Linked DNA regions of Homo sapiens: region 2 is linked to region 1. A link is a loop called in an ENCODE intact Hi-C map of the cell type or tissue named here. Cell type or tissue: B cell. All regions are shown on one strand. Each heading gives the region's core, and the rest is flanking DNA. Links, peaks and the distances in the headings are about the cores only.

Region 1 (7,978 bases), core at 2,431-6,430:
ACAGCGAAAAGAACTAGAGAACCAAGAGCAAACAAACCCCAAAACTAGCAAAAGACAAGAAATAACCAAGACCAGAGAGGAACTGAAGGAGATAGAGACATGAAAAACCCTTCAAAAAATTAGCAAATCCAGGAGTTGGTTTTTTGAAAAAAAATAATGAAATAGACCACTAACTAGACTAACAAAGAAGAAAAGAGAGAAGAACCAAATAGACAATAAAAAATGATAAAGGGGATATCACCACTGACCCCACAGAAATGCAAACAACCATCAGAGAATCCTATAAACACCTCTATGCGAATGAACTGGAAAATCTAGAAGAAATTGATAAATTCCTGGACACATATATCCTCCCAAGACTGAACCAGGAAGAAGGCAAATCCCTGAATAGACCAATAACAAGTTCTGAAATTGAGGCAATAATAAATAGCCTACCAACCAAAAACAAAAATAAAAACAAACAAACAAAAACAAAAAACAAACAAAGAACTACCCAGGACCAGACAGTTTTACAGCTGAATTCTACCAGAGGTACAAAGAGGAGCTGTACCATTTCTCCTGAAACAATTCCAAACAATTGAAAACTTCAGGCCAATATCCCTGGTGAACATCAATGTAAAACTTCTCAATAAAATACTGGCAAACCAAATCCAGCAGCAGATCAAAAAGCTTGACCACCATGATCAAGTTGGCTTCATCCCTGGGATGCAAGGCTGGTTCAACATACACAAATCAATAAATGTAATTCATCACAAAAACAGAACTAAAGACAAAAACCACATGATTATCACAATAGACACAGAAAAGGCCTTCAAAAAAAGTCAACATCTCTTCATGTTAAAAACTCTCAATAAACTAGGTATTGATGGGACATACCTCAAAACACTAAGAGCCATTTATGACACCCACAGCCAATGTTATACTGAATGGGCAAAAGCTGGAAGCATTCCACTTGAAAACTGGCCCAAGACAAGGATGTCCTCTCTCACCATTCCTATTCAACATAGTATTGGAAGTTCTGGTCAGGGCAATCAGGCAAGAGAAAGAAATAAAGGTATTCAAATAGGAAGAGAGGAAGTCAAACTGTCTCTGTTTGCAGATGACATGATCCTATATCTAAAAAACCCCATTGTCTCCACCCAAATGCCCCTTAAGCTGATAAGCAACTTCATCAAAGTCTCAGGATACAAAATCAATGTGCAAAAATCACAAGCATTCCTATGCACCAACAATAGACAAGCAGAGAGCCAAATCATGAATGAACTCCCATTCACAATTGCTGCAAAAAGAATAAAATACCTAGGACTACAGCTAACAAGGGAAGGACCTCTTCAAGGAGAACTACAAACCACTGCCCAAAGAAATCAGAGAGAACACAAACAAATGGAAAAACATTCCATATTCATGGATAGGAAGAATCAATATTGTGAAAATGACCATACTGCCCAAAGTAATTTATAGATTCAGTGCTATTCTCATTAAACTACCATTGACATTCTTCACAGAATTAGAAAAAAATACTTTAAAATTCATATGGAACCAAAAAAGAGCCCATATAGCCAAGACAATCTAAGTGAAAAGAACAAAGCTGGAGGCATCATGCTACCTGACTTCAAACTATACTACAAGGCTACAGTAACCAAAACATCATGGTACTGGTACAAAAACAGACACATAGACCAATGGAACAGAATAGAGATCTCAGAAATAAGTCCACACATCTACAACCATCTGATCTTCAACAAACCTGACAAAAACAAGCAATGGGGAAATGATTTCCTATTTAATAAATGGTGCTGGGAGAACTGGCTAGCCATATGCAGAAAATTGAAACTGGATCCCCTTCCTTATATCTTATACAAACATTAACTCAAGATAGATTAAAGACTTAAATGTAAAACCCACAACTATGAAAACCCTAGAAGAAAATCTATGCAATACCATTTAGGACATAGGCACGGGCAAAGATTTCATGATGAAAACATCAAAAGCCATTGCAACGAAGGTGAAAATTAACAAATGGGATCTAATTAAAGAGCTTTTGCACAGCAAAAGAAACTATCATCAGAGCAAACAGACAACTTGCAGAATGGGAGAAAAAATTTGCAATCTATCCATCTGACAAAGCTATAATATCCAGAATCTACAAGGAACTTAAATTTACAAGAAAAAAACCATTAAAATGTGGGCAAAGGACATGAACAGACACGTCTCAAAAGAAGACATACATGCAGCCAACAAACATATGAAAAAAAGCTCAACATCATTGATCATTAGAGAAATGTAAATCAAAACCACAATGAGAGACCATCTAATGCCAGTGAAGGAACTGAGAAGGGTCAAATTAACAGAGGTGGGAAGAAAGCCAGAAGACTGAAAGCATACAGAAGAGAGAACTCAAAGAGGAAGTAGGAAGACCAAGAAACACAGAGATTAAAATGTGTGCATTTGATCTTGGTGGAAAGACGTCATTGGTGACCTTTGTGAGAGTTGTCGCAGTGGAGTGGTGGCCAGGAAGATTACAGTAAGTAAAGGAGAGAAGGAAAGTCAAATAGTGGAGATAAGAAGTGCAGAATATTCTTCAGGAAGCTTGATTATGAAAAAGAAGAAACAAGATAGGGCAGGAGCTAAGGGGAGATATTGAATCCACAGTGGAATTGCTAAAATATGAAATATGGCCATTACTACCTCTCCAGCATCTTCTTGCCAGGCAGATACTGGTCTTTGAATGCATGCAATCCACTGTCACTCTTGTCTTTCTCTCCCTTCATCTCAGCCAAGGAGGAAAAGAGAAATAACTCATCCAGCAGGCATTTCACGAATATTTAGTGAGTAGCTACCCTACCCCAGACACTGCTTTCAGTTCATCAGTGAACAAACAGACAGTGATTGCTGATCTCAGTAAGCCCACTGCAAGCAGCATTAATAATGTACTTTGTTAGCATCATCTGACATCAAAACATACACTGAGCCAGGTGTGGTGGCTCACACCTGTAATCCCAGCACTTTGGGAGGCAGAGGTGGGAGGACTGATTGAGACCAGAAGTTCGACACCAGCCTGGGCAACATAGTGAGACCCTTGCCTTTACAAAAAAAAAAAAAATGAGCTGGGTGTGGTGGCATGCACCTGTAGTCCCAACTACTCAGGAGGCCAAGGTGGGAGGACTGCTTGAGCCCAGGAGGTTGAGGCTACAGTGAGTTGGGTCATGATTTTGCCACTGCACTCCAGTCTGGGCCAGAGAGCAAGACCCTTTCTCAAAACAAAACAAAAAACAAACAAAAATCCCCAAACACCTGTGGAAATATTACCTGCAGCTAATTCTGTAGCACTTGTTAATTCATGGGCAAAATTTATTCAGAAAGTTAGGGAGTTGGCCGCACGCGGTGGCTCATGCCTGTAATCCCAGCACTTTGGGAGACCGAGGTGGGTGGATCACGAGGTCAGGAGATCGAGACCATCCTGGCTAACATGGGGTTTAGTAGAAACCCCGTCTCTACTAAAAATACAAAAAAATTAGCCTGGTGTGGGGGCGGGTGCCTGTGGAGGCTGAGGCAGGAGAATGGCGTGAACCCAGGAGGCGGAGCTTGCAGTGAGCCGAGATTGCACCACTGCACTCCAGCCTGGGCGACAGAGCGAGACTCCATCTCAAAAAAAAAAAAAAAAAAAAAAAGGGAGTTATGCATGGAAAGTCGAGGAGAGGAAGAATAACACCATTTTGTCACATGTAACATAAGAAAAAAATAACAGTGCTGGTGACTGGATTTGAAGGAATTGGTGGGTTTTCAAGAAAGGTATTTAAAACAGACTCCCCTTGGGGCTCAGATCTGGGGTCAGTGTTTGGCTGGGCAGAGGGTATCCTCCATCCCTCCTGGAGATGCAGGGATTCACACTTTTCTCCACTCAGTGCTGCTTTCCCTCAAAGACTTCTTCGTAGGCTGGTGCGGTGACCTTAGTGGATGCTCTCTCTCTGGCCTAAAACACGGGGCTCCTCTCTTGCCCTCCTCTCTTCTTGCTCTCAGGTGGGGCAAACAAGCCCCTTATGGGCTAACTCTCCCTCTTCTTCCAGGTGCCTGGCTTTAGGCCTCACTAGTCTGACACTCCAAGCCTTACTCCTTTCTGGTTTTACCTGTTTCCTGAGCAGATTGTCTTGACAATCTGCTCAATATCTCAGCTCCTGCCTCGCTCTTTTCATTCCTCTTTCTGTAGCCCAGGTTCCTGCCCCCAAACCCTCACCTGGTACCCTGATTCTGGCTGTCATCTTGCCAGCCACTCCTCTGACTCCCAAAGCCATGGGGAGCCCCATCCCAGTGCTGTCTGCTTGTTGGAAAATCCTAATGTCACCTGTTGACTGTTCTCAGGGCCCAATCAGGTCCTGTTGTAGTTTTCACACATCGTTTCCTGGCCGCCAAACTGGATTTACTTTTAACACTTAACAGAACATTTTTGATCACAAGTGACAGAAAATGAACCCACACTTGCTTAAGCTAAAAAGAGGATGTATTGACTTGCAGCTGAATAGTCCAGGGGCTAGACTATTTTTAGGCACAGCTGCATAACAAATGATATCATCAGGACTCTGTCTAGCTCATTTTAAAAATAGACTTTGTTTTTTAGAGCAGTTTTGGGTTTATAGGAAAATTGAAGGAAGGTACAGAGTGCCTCCATAATCCCCTCTTACTGTCCCCTCCCTGTGCACACAGTTTTCCCTATTTTTAACATCTTGCATTGATGTGGTACATTGATTACAATTGAGGAAACAATATTAGTTCATTATTATTAACTAAAGCCCATATACGCATTAGGGTTAGCTCTTTGTGTTGTATAGTTATATGGGTTTTAAAAAATTCAGAAAGTCACTTTTCCACCATGACAGTATCATATAGGATAGTTTCACTGCCCTAAAATCTCTGTTCTCCACCTATGTCTCCTTCCCCCGTACCCCAATGGCCACCACTGATCATTTTATTGTCTGTATAGTTTTGCGTTTTCCAACATGTCATAAAGTTGGAATCATACAGTATGTATCCTTTTCAGACTGGCTTTTCACTTAGCAATATGCATTTAGTGTTCCTCCATGTCTTTTTGTGCCTTGATAGCTCATTTCTATTTATACCTGAATAATGGGCCATTGTCTGGATGTTCCACATGTGTGTTTATTCATTCACCTATTGAAGGACATCTTGGTTGGTTCCAAGTTTTGGCGAATATGAATATCGCTTCTATAAACATTCACGTGTAGGTTTTTGTGTGAATTCATTTGGGTAAATGTCAAGGACCATGATTTCTGGATCATATGGTAAGCCTATGTTTAGCTTTGTAAGAAATTGCCACACTGTCTTTCAAAGTAGCTGTATCATTTTGCATTCCCACAGGCAGTGAATGAGCATTCCTGTTGCTCTATATCTTCTCCGCAATTTGATGTTGTCAGTGCATAAATTTCAGCCATTCAAGCAAACAATCCAGGGGATAGACCAACTAGAGATAGTTGGATGTCAAACAGTGCCATCAGGACTCTGTCTTGCTCCTTCTGTGTCTCGGCTTTTCTTTCCCCTGGGCCAGCTCCAGTCTCCTGCAGGGATTCACTTCACGGTGTCTCTCATTGGCTTTAGGAATACATGCCCACAACTCCAAGTTCAGCATAAAGAGAATACCTCTTTCTAGCACAAGTTGTAGAACTTGAATTATGTATCTATCCCTAAAACAATTCTTGTGGTCTGGGAAATGAAATATTTTCCCTTTATTCGCTCATTCATTCATTCATTCATTCATCATGAACACTTACTATATGCCAGGCACTGATGATAATTGGTCAGGCCCAAGTCACACATTCCAGGAGTAAAATTGGTCCTCTACCCAAATCCCATGGATGGAGAGCTGAGGCAGTAAGTTTCCCCAACGTGCTGTTATCAGAAGAAAGCTGGATGGATCATGGATGCCTGGCAGGTAAAAATACCTTGTCCTCCACCTACAACTGTGGAGTCTGTCCCCAGCGCCTGCCCTACTCATTGAGTGGGTATAGTTCTATGTATCAGTCCAATTTCCCATTTCTGGATCATTCCAATTTCTCCAAATCCAGCAGTTGGCTGGGGCCTTCCTGGTCAGATCCCAAGGTGGGACACCGTGGCAGATTAGCACTCCCGTCATGGAGCGATGGAGGCTGCTTCTCCTCCTTTTGAATCTGGGCCACCCTGTGATCACTTTACGTAATGGGATGTGTATGATGAACGTTGTTCTACTTCTGGACCTACCCTTTAGAGGACCGGCAGCTTTTACCTTCACCTTTTAGAAGCCACTTGCCATGTTAGAAGTATGAATATCCTGAGACCACCAAGCTGGGAAAAGTGTAAACCATAAGGCTCCAGGTATGTGGAGGAGGAAGCCATGGTGAAAGGGTCCCCTTCAACCCAAGTCACCCCAGCTGATGCACATGCATGAGAGTCAGACAGCCCAGCTGAGTCCTTTCCAAATTCCTGACCCACAAAGTTGTGAGCAAAATAAATTCATTGCCTTAAACTGCTGGTTTGGGGGTTGCTTGTTACACAGCAACAATGTCCAGAACAGACGGCAACTAGTGTTACAATATAATCAATGGAAACTTAGCACACTAACCCAATGGGCCCGATCCATGTGTTGGGGTAATGTCCGAATTCCTTACCTTCCTGAGGCCAGGGCCCAATCCATGTGTCAGGGGTAATGTCTGGATTCCTTACCTTCCCGAGGCCTACAGGTAGTCCCGCAGGTGCTGTTGACCTCATTTTGCATTCACTCCTCTAACCTCCTTTTTTAGGTGGCGTGTGACACGCTTCAGGATACCCAGAAATAGGTTACTGCTGGGAATCCTAAGGGAATCTTTTGGAGTTGAAAGGGTCCTGAGAGACCATCTCATTTTAGAGCTAAGATTTAAAGAGCCCTAAGGAGGTTCAGGGCCTAGACTGTGGTCAGGAGGAAGCCTGGCCTGCAACTCAAGACAACTATCAGTTACACCACTTTCTAGTCAATAACTGATTCTCTAGATAAGTGGGTGAGCTCAGTGGTGACCTAGATAGTGCCTCGTTTTCTCTGAACTACGCCTTATCTTTTCCCTAACTCCCACTCGTAACAGATTTGCTATTCTGAGAGCTTCATCTTATCTCATTTAAGACTAAGATAACCTGCACCCTGGTGTCACATGCGGATTTGGATTCCAATCCAGTCATTTATTACCTTTGGGATGTTGGGCAAGTCACTTAGCTTTTTGGAATTTAAGCTTCCTTTGCTGCAGAATGGGGAAATCTTCCTCCCTGGCTGCTGTACATTTGTACGTGTAAATATAGTAAATTCCAATGAGACCGTGTGTGTAAATTGGTCCTCACAGTGCTGGCACATGGGAAACACTCTAGAGTGGTGGCATTAGCGGCTGCTGTGTCGGGGGAATGAAACGCCTAGAGACCGAGTTTTTATCCATGAATACATGTTGTTCCAAGATTTTCAGCACATTGTATAACATCGTCACCAGTCAGGGGGATGAACTGCATTTGCAGATGGAAAAAAAAATAAATGAACTGAGGCACAGTGCTTGTGGCTGGTACAAGTTTAGCCAACGAAGGAGAGAGAGAGAGAGAGAGAGAGAGAGAGAGAGAAAGCGTGCACGCACAGCACTGCATGGGCCAGGGAAGCCTGGGAAACGTTTTCAGGGAAACCTCTCGATTGGGGAAGGTAAGTTTTTCTTAGGTCATTTCCCTGTGAAAATAAAATGCTTGCTTTTTTGTTTGTTTGTTTGTTTGTTTGTTTTGGAGGCCGAGTCTCTCTCTGTCACCCAGGCTGGAGTGTGGTGGCATGATCCCAGCTCACTGCAACCTCCTTCTCCCAGGTTCAAGCAATTCTTCTGCCTCAGCCTCCCAAGTAGCCAGGGTTACAGGTGCCTGTCACCACGCCCGGCTCATTTTTTGTATTTTTAGTAGAGACGGGGTCTCACTGTGTTGCCCAGGCTGGTCCCCA
Region 2 (7,978 bases), core at 2,719-6,718, 400 kb before region 1:
TTCAGAGGTGGCAAAACTGAGAGCCTTTTCTTTGTGGACCTTTCAAGTGAAACCCTGGGGAAGAGGGAGGTGGGACTTGAGTTCTTGAAGACCGAGGAATCTTTTTAAAGGGCCACATGATATGCAGGGCTGAATTTCCATGACTTGGTAATCAGCCTTGAGTACTGGGAGTCTGAATTAGTCTTTCTTCATTGGATTTCCAGGGAGAGTCTTCTCTTGGGCCTGGATTTGCCTTCAGTATCTGGAAGCCCGCTTAGCACCTCTCCCACCCAGGCACGGGGGCATCTCTTTCTGTCATGCGTCTCCCTCCAGAGTACCTGGAGTCCTGTGGGACGCAGACCCCTGGCTAAGCAGCCACAGCTGACTCCTGATCTGCTCTGGCCATAACATCATCCTGTCACCCCCAGGGACAGGAGTGTCACCTGTCAACACTTCTGTTTCATTTGATATAATTCACATACCATACCATTCACTCATTTAAAGCATACCATTCAGGCCAGACTTGGTGGCTCACACCTCTAATCCCAGCACTTTGGGAGGCTGAGGCGGGTGGATCACTTGAGGTCAGGAGTTTGAGACTGTCCTGGCCAACGTAGCGAAACCCCGTCTTTACTAAAAATATAAAAATTAGCTGGACGTGGTGGCACGTGCCTGTAATCCCAGATACTTGGGAGACTGAGGCAGGAGAATCACTTGAACACAGGAGGCAGAGGTTGCAGTGAGCTAAGATGGCACCACTGCACTCCAGCCTGGGCGACAAAGTGAGACTCTGTCTCAAATACTAAAAACCAAAAATAAATAAAGTATACCATTCAGCAGCTTTTAGCTTATTCAGAGTTGTGCACCCATCAGTACAATCAATTTTAGAACATTTCCATCACTCCCAAAATAAACCCACATCCCTTAATCATGCCCAAGCCCTCCATCTTCCCAGCCCCTGACCACCACTAATCTAGTTCTGTTTCTGTGGATTTGCTTGTCAGGACGTTTTATAGACATGGAATTATACAATACATGGTCCTTGGCAACTAGTGTCTTTCACTTAGTGTAGCGTTTTCAAGATGCATCCATTCATGTTGCTGTTTTTATCGACTCTTTGTTTTTTTTATTGCTGAATAATCCATCCTATAGATGGACCACATTTCCTGTCTTCATTCATAAGAGGATGGTCATTTGGGTTGTTTCCAGTTTTGGGCTGTTATGAATGATGCTGCTATGAGTATTTGTGAACAAGTTCCTGTGTGGACATAAGTTTTCATTTCTCTTGGTTATGTACTTACGAGTGTAATGGCTAGGGTATACAGGGAATCTGTGTTTAGTGTTTTGAGGAACTGTCAGCTGTTTTTCAAAGCCGCTGCCCCATTTTACATTCCCATCAACAGTGTATGAGGGTTCCAGCGTCTCTCCATCCTCCCCAGCACTGGCTCTTTCTTTTTTTTTTTTGAGACGGAGTCTCGCTCTGTCGCCCAGGCTGGAGTGCAGTGGTGCAATCTCGGCTCACTGCAAGCTCCGCTTCCCGGGTTCACGCCATTCTCCTGCCTCAGCCTCCTGAGTAGCTGGGACTACAGGCGCCCGCCACCACGCCCAGCAAATTTTTTGTATTTTTAGTAGAGACGCAGTTTCACCATGTTAGTCAGGATGGTCTCGATCTCCTGATCTCATGATCTACCCGCCTCAGCCTCCCAAAGTGCTGGGATTACAGGCGTGAGCCACTGCACCTGGCCTGGCTTTTTCTTTTTGATTATAATTATCCTCATGGGTATCAAGCGGTGCACTGGTCAGCTCTTATTCTCAAAGTCTCGTTTCCTTCATGGCCTCAGGAAATGGAAAAGTAGCTCTTCCTCACTGAAGGGCTGGGAAGCTCTGCCTCTCATCATTGTATAAATGCTATCAGATATGTCTGGGAGTTTGGAGGCTGGGATGACCAACTTAGTGCCCATTTCTGTAGCTCCCTGTCAATTTAAAGTTGAGATGAAAGAGAGAAAAAGAAAAACTCTTGCTGAACTAGAGTAAACAAAAATGGTGACGCTTTCTCCATTATGCCAAAATAAGAATATAAATTTTAGCAACACCGTTTGGAAGAAAAAAAAGTTTTGATGTGTAGCATCAATTAACTCCCAAAATGGAGTTTTGGAAACCTCATTGAACAGGCATTGTAAGTTATAGAATAAGTGATATAAACTTACTTAAGGATTTTTTGGTGAAATAGTCTGGTATTTTAATTTTTTAAAATGTCTCCAGATCCCCTCAAGTTTCCATGAGTTTATCTGTTTTAGAGACTATTATTATTGTTGTTGTGTTGTTGTTGTAGTTGTTTTTGAGACAGGGTCTCACTCTGTTGCCCAGGCTGGAGTGCAGTGGCATGATCATGGCTCACTGCAGCCTCCCAGGCTCAAGTGATCCTCCCACCTTAGCCTCCCAAGTAGCTGGCACCACAGGTGCACACCACCATGCCCAGCTAATTTTTTACTTTTTATGGGGACAGGGTCTCACTATATTGCTCAGGCTGGTCTCAAGAGATCCTTCTAGGCTCAAGCGATCTTCCCGCCTTGGACCCCCAAAGTGCTGGGATTATAGGCGTGAGCCACCATGCCTGGCTGAGCAAATTACTAACTGACACTCAGGACAAATATATTTTCATCCAGTTGGATAGGCATCTACTTCAAAGCGTCCTTCCCAGTCACTGCCTTTTATTCTGTATCTCTCTGTAACCAAGCTTCTTGGAAATTTGGAGATATTTTAAAGTGGAAGTATTATACAGAAAAGCTGTGAGGTCCCAGGCTCCTAGTGGTTTCTGGAAAGCCATAACCAGTAGCAGTTAGAATACATGGTAGAAGTGGGAGAGGGATAATCCCCTAGGTTGTGAAGTCACAGGCATGTCCACCATGATTTTGGTCCCTCCCACCCAGCCTGTGGCCCCAAGATAATGCTGAACACATAGTAAATGTTCAATAATTACTTGATAGTAAGTTGCAGTAGGCTTTACCATTGAGGTTGAAACAATGGTAGCTTTCAGAAGTATTTTATGGCCTGGGAATATGTGATGGCACCACCTCTAGAGCCAGACTTATCCACTCATTCATTCCACAAGCATTTGTATTAGTATGTACTGGTGTGAGGCATTGGAGACCTTAGGGACGCAATTAAGAATAGACTTCTTAAGTAGCACATACAAATGCATACATAAATCACACTATAACAGTACAACGGATTCACCAATTCACAGGGTGCCAGCAATAGGAACACCGGGAGAGGAAAGCCTAAAATAGTCCTACTCCCAAACCAGAGAATATACAAAACTGAACGTATCTGCAGCATATTTCTAGCTCATGTACCTGGCTGTGATATGTTTGTTTAATCCCAATTGCTAGTCAGATATTGATGAGTGTCCTTGGCCACCAGGTGATTTTAAATATAAACATCATGATAGCACAAATTTGATTCTATTGATGAAAATAAACTGCTTGTTGTGAGGTGGCAAAACCTTACTATTTTTAAACCACTAGGGTACCATTTGACAAAGTCTTAATGTATCTTCCAAAATAAGCACTGTTTTCTATTTTAGAATTGGAGTGGAAATATGAATCTATAGCTCAAGTGCTCAGTTCTTTTTTCTTTTTCTCCAGCTCTGTTGCCCAGGCCAGAGTGCAGTGGCACAATCTTGGCTCACTGCAACCTCCGTCTCCCAGGCTGAAGCTATCTTCCCACCTCAGCCTCCTGAGTAGCTGGGACTACAAGTGCGTGCCACTGTACCTGGCTAATTTTTTTTTTTCCTTTTGGTAGAGGCTGGGTTTCCCCTTATTGCCCAGGCTGGTCTTGAACTCCTGGGCTCAAGCTATCCACCTGCCTCAGCCTCCCAAAGTGCTGGGATTACAGGCATGAGCCACTGTGCCCAACAGCGTGCTTAGTTCTTAAACAGTTTCTCTCACTATTGCACATGCCTTTCATATTTGGATGTCACAGAGGAATTATCCATTTTAAATGGAAAAGTTCATTACTTTAAAACATGAATAACCAGTGGAAAGAAAAGTTCCTTTATAACCTAGATGCTAGGTAACAAAACTAGCACTTTGTGTTTTGTTTGTGATTGTTTGTGACAGGGTCTCTCTCTGTAGTTAGACACTTAAAGCTTTTCATTGTTAGCCCCCCTAGTAAAAATCTTTATCAGGGAACATTTCCTCCTCTGCAAAAAAGTGGTTTGTTTAGTTCTGTTGCTTCAAGATTAGTGTTCTGTCGTACCCAAGAGATCTTGATAATGGAGTTTTTCATATCATGTATCTCTCCTCCCGAAAGCTGACTTAAACGTAGATTAGGAGAGTAGTGATAACCGTGGAAACTATTTTACTTCAGTTATAAAATGTGGTTTATCTCTGCAATCTTCCTGCTTCGTGACTTCTAAGCACCTGCAGGATGACTGAGCGGGGGCTGGTATTCTTCTGCATTGCCTGTTACCGTCTTCACTCCACTACCTTTTATTCCTCACCTACATCCTAACACAGTTATTTTCTACTGCATGTAACAGCTGTGTTTTTTGAAATGATTAATTGTATGCAATTCAATTTCATTTAATGATTTTTGTTTGTTGGTTGGTTTCACCATCTTTGCATTTCCTGCAGAAGTCCTGGAGGGTATTTGGGAGCCAAAAAGAAAAAGAAGAAACAGAAGAGAAAAAAGGAGAAACCAAATTCCGGAGGCACCAAGTCAGACTCGGCATCTGATTCCCAGGAGATTAAAATTCAGCAGCCTTCGAAAGTGAGAGCTCTGTTTTATTTTTTCCTCTGTGTGGTTTCTCGTGCATGAGTGGGTTTACGCAGTTTAGCGCGCTGCTGCATCAGATGTGTAGGGACTTTGTTGTGACTGTGTGTTGAATGCCACTAGTAACTGGAAGCTCTTGACAGCCTCCTTAAAATGGACTTTGGCACCCAAATAACGAAGGGGTACACTGTGCTTTTGTGTGTGTGTGGATACCTGCTGTGTTTTTCCCTTTTCTCAGTGAATTTGTATTTAGATTGTCGTTCTAGAAGAAAGTCTCAGTGTGAGCTTGTTAGGTTTTTTTGAAATTACACTTTAATATTTGATTACTTTTCGTTCAGAAGATATTCACATTGTAATTTTTCTGGGTGTCTGTCTAATTACCTGAATAGCACAACACCATCTGGCAGCAGATTTCAGCGGGAGCAGCCATGGGTAAGTCTCTCGTTGACTTTGAATTAAACCAGTTTGCAGCGGTCGTTCTTCATTCTAATGCCAAGGGTGGGAAATAGTTCCTGACATTCTCCTAGTTTAAACCAAACCAGAAGTTGTCCAGCTGGGCCCCGTGTTGGCAGATGGTGGCCAAGAAGAGGGTTGATTGTACTGCGTGGGTGTCTGGTGGCACAGATGGCAGCCATCCCTGTCTGTGGAGCCAACCCCCAGGCACCCTGTATGCTGGGCCTCTGGGAAACACAAAGCCCTCTTGATGCAAGAAACTCACAGTGAAAAGGGTAGAACCAGCCAGGCACGGTGGCTCACGCCTGTAGTCCCAGCACTTTGGGAGGCCGAGGTGGGAGGATCCATTGAGCCCAGGAGTTCAAGGCTGCAGTGAGTTATGATCACACCACTGCACTTCATCCTGGACAACAGTGAGAGACCCTGGCTGAAAAAAATAAAAAAAGAAAAAGAAAGAAAAGAAAGAAAAGGGGTAGAATTAGAAATATTACAAAATAGAGATGATTTTGATGATCGTACCTACAAATAAATTATTGTGAATAGGCTGGGCACGATGGCTCATGCCTGTAGTCCCAGCACTTTGGGAGGCCAAGGCAGGCGGATCCCTTGAGCCCAGGAGTTCAAGACCAGCCTGGGCAACATGGCAAAACCCTGTCTCTACTAAAAATACAAAAAGTTAGTTAGGCACGGTGGCATGCACCTGTAGTCCTAGCTACTTGGGAGGCTGAGGTGGGAGGATAGCTTGAGCCTGGGAGGTGGAGGTTGCAGTGAGCCAAGATCACGCCACTGCACTGCAGCCTGGCGACAGAGACCATGTCAATCAATCAATCAGTCAATCAATGTGAGTAGCATGTGGTATTGTGGAAACAGCTCAAGGGGTGATGTCTGAGACCTTGAGCTTGGTCTCTGCCCCCTTGCTCACTAGTTGTGTGCCTTTGCCTGGGTACTGCACTTCCTTCAGCCCAGTTCCTTCTCTTCTCTCTAACTCGCAGTTCGATCTTGAGGTTCCAGTTGGAGCATTTTTATTGAAGAGTTTTTACATCCTAAAACAGTGCATATATATATATATATATATATATATATATATATATATATATATATAGTAGTTGTTACCATTCTACAAGCTTTGTGGATTTCCTTTTTTCTTATGCAGAGTTTCTGTTGTGTTCCATGAAGTGAGACTTGCAGGTAGTTTTGATGTTGTCACCTGTTTTACACAAAAGAACCAGGAATCACTGAGAAGGAAAATTACTTGCCCCAATTTTTCCCTGACTGACTGCAGGGTGAGAAGAAAATGGAATCTTCTTCCCTAGCTTTTCAACTTGGTTCTCGGGTAATAAATATGCTACCCACTAGATACAGCTTTCCAAGGTAACTCATAGAGGATACCACCATAAGCTTGCAAAACACTCTTCCCGTTTCTAAATGTCGCTTCATCAGATAAACGTGGCATCCCTGACCTGCAGCGTGGACATCTCCTGTTGCTTTCAGCATCACCATTGGTCTCTGCCCATCCCTTCCACCTCTAGTGACTGTGAGCCTTTCCCCTCTCTCTGGTCACTTATGAGAAACTAGAGCCAAGCCAGGCAGTGGCGAACTCTTGGCATTATATGGTAGGTGTATTGGTCAGGGTTCTCTAGAGGGACAGAACTAATGGGATGGATGGATGGATAGATAGATAGATAGATAGATAGATAGATAGATAGATAGATAGAGGGGAGTTTATTAAGTATTAATTCACATGATCATAAGGTCCCACAATAGGCCATCTGCAGTCTGAGGAGCAAGGAGAGCCAGTCTGAGTTCCAAAACTGAAGAACTTGGAGCCTGATGTTCGAGGGCAGGAAGCATCCAGTATGGGAGAAAGATGGAGGCTGGGAGGCTAGGCCAGTCTCTCTTTTCACATTTTTCTGCCTGCTTGTATCCTAGCTGCACTGGCAGCTGATTAGATTGTGCCCACCCAGATTAAGGGTGGGTCTGCATTTCCCAGCCCACTGACTCAAACGTTAATCTCCTTTGGCAACACCCTCACAGACACACCCAGGACCAATACTTTGTATCCTTCAATCCAATCAAGTTGACACTCAGTAGTAACCATCACAGTAGGGAATTTCTTTTCTTAATTTGGAGGAAGTCAGTATTGTCTTAAGATGGGCTTTTTTCTGCTGCATTTTTAAAATCTGGGGCTCTTTCCCTTTAAGCTTATGCCAACTCTAGATAGCACTGTAAATTACAGTGGACTGCATTGCAGAATATTCTGGTCTACATACAAGAACCAAAATAAAAATGATATTTGGATTCTTATAAACTTCTTAGTGTTATAAAACTTGGACATTTTTTCCAAGGTACTATTAAATTTGGAAAACAATGGGTAAAGAGTATAGTTGCTGGTTAGTATGCCACAGAAAGCATGTGTGGAAGAAAAAGAGAATATACCTGCCTCTTATATAGGAGTGGAATCGTGGGAAGTTAATGTCGGGTAGATATTCATCTCACCTTGCCTGATGCACACTCATTCTTCCCAGGTAGTGCTACTATGGAAGGTGAATGGACAGGCATGAGAAATGATCATAGCTGAGTTTCCCTTACTGCTTTGTCCCTGTGGATTTGGAAATTGTGTTTATTTGAATCTACTTTCAGAAAGCATTTAAATAGAGCCGTATGTGGTTGTTCATGCCTGTAATCACCACATTTTGGGAGGCCAAGGCGGGCAGATCACTTGATGTCAGGAGTTCAAGACCAGGCTGGCCGACATGGTGAAACCCTGTCT

Evidence for each region. Hi-C counts contacts between places; a loop is a spot of excess contacts. Peaks named below come from ENCODE experiments on the same cell type or tissue, not always from the same donor. Only the 100,000 strongest peaks of a DNase experiment are listed, where the experiment ranks them.
Region 2: it touches region 1 in a loop (3-fold over the local background); 1 of 110 quality-filtered maps calls a loop at or near these places.

The regions. Positions count from the first base shown.
Region 1 is chr10:14,737,409-14,745,386 of GRCh38, reverse strand. The region is part of intron 1 of FAM107B (family with sequence similarity 107 member B); the gene reads left to right. Among named protein-coding and RNA genes, the nearest start is that of FAM107B, 33 kb to the left of the region's middle. RefSeq lists enhancers at 2,557-2,666, 2,727-2,776, 4,199-4,248, 7,054-7,575. In B cell, for the core only: no CTCF peak of the experiment used is centred there; DNase peaks (open chromatin) are centred at 2,436 and 4,466; H3K4me3 peaks cover 1,879 bases; H3K27ac peaks cover 3,063 bases.
Region 2 is chr10:15,138,196-15,146,173 of GRCh38, reverse strand. NMT2 (N-myristoyltransferase 2) reads left to right here. Exons shown (of 12, transcript NM_004808.3): 2 at 4,617-4,752. It overlaps LOC107984210 (a long non-coding RNA gene), which reads right to left. Exons shown (of 2, transcript XR_007062067.1): 1 at 6,322-7,978; 2 at 5,045-5,635. Among named protein-coding and RNA genes, the nearest start is that of NMT2, 27 kb to the left of the region's middle. In B cell, for the core only: no CTCF peak of the experiment used is centred there; a DNase peak (open chromatin) is centred at 4,793; H3K4me3 peaks cover 1,158 bases; H3K27ac peaks cover 605 bases.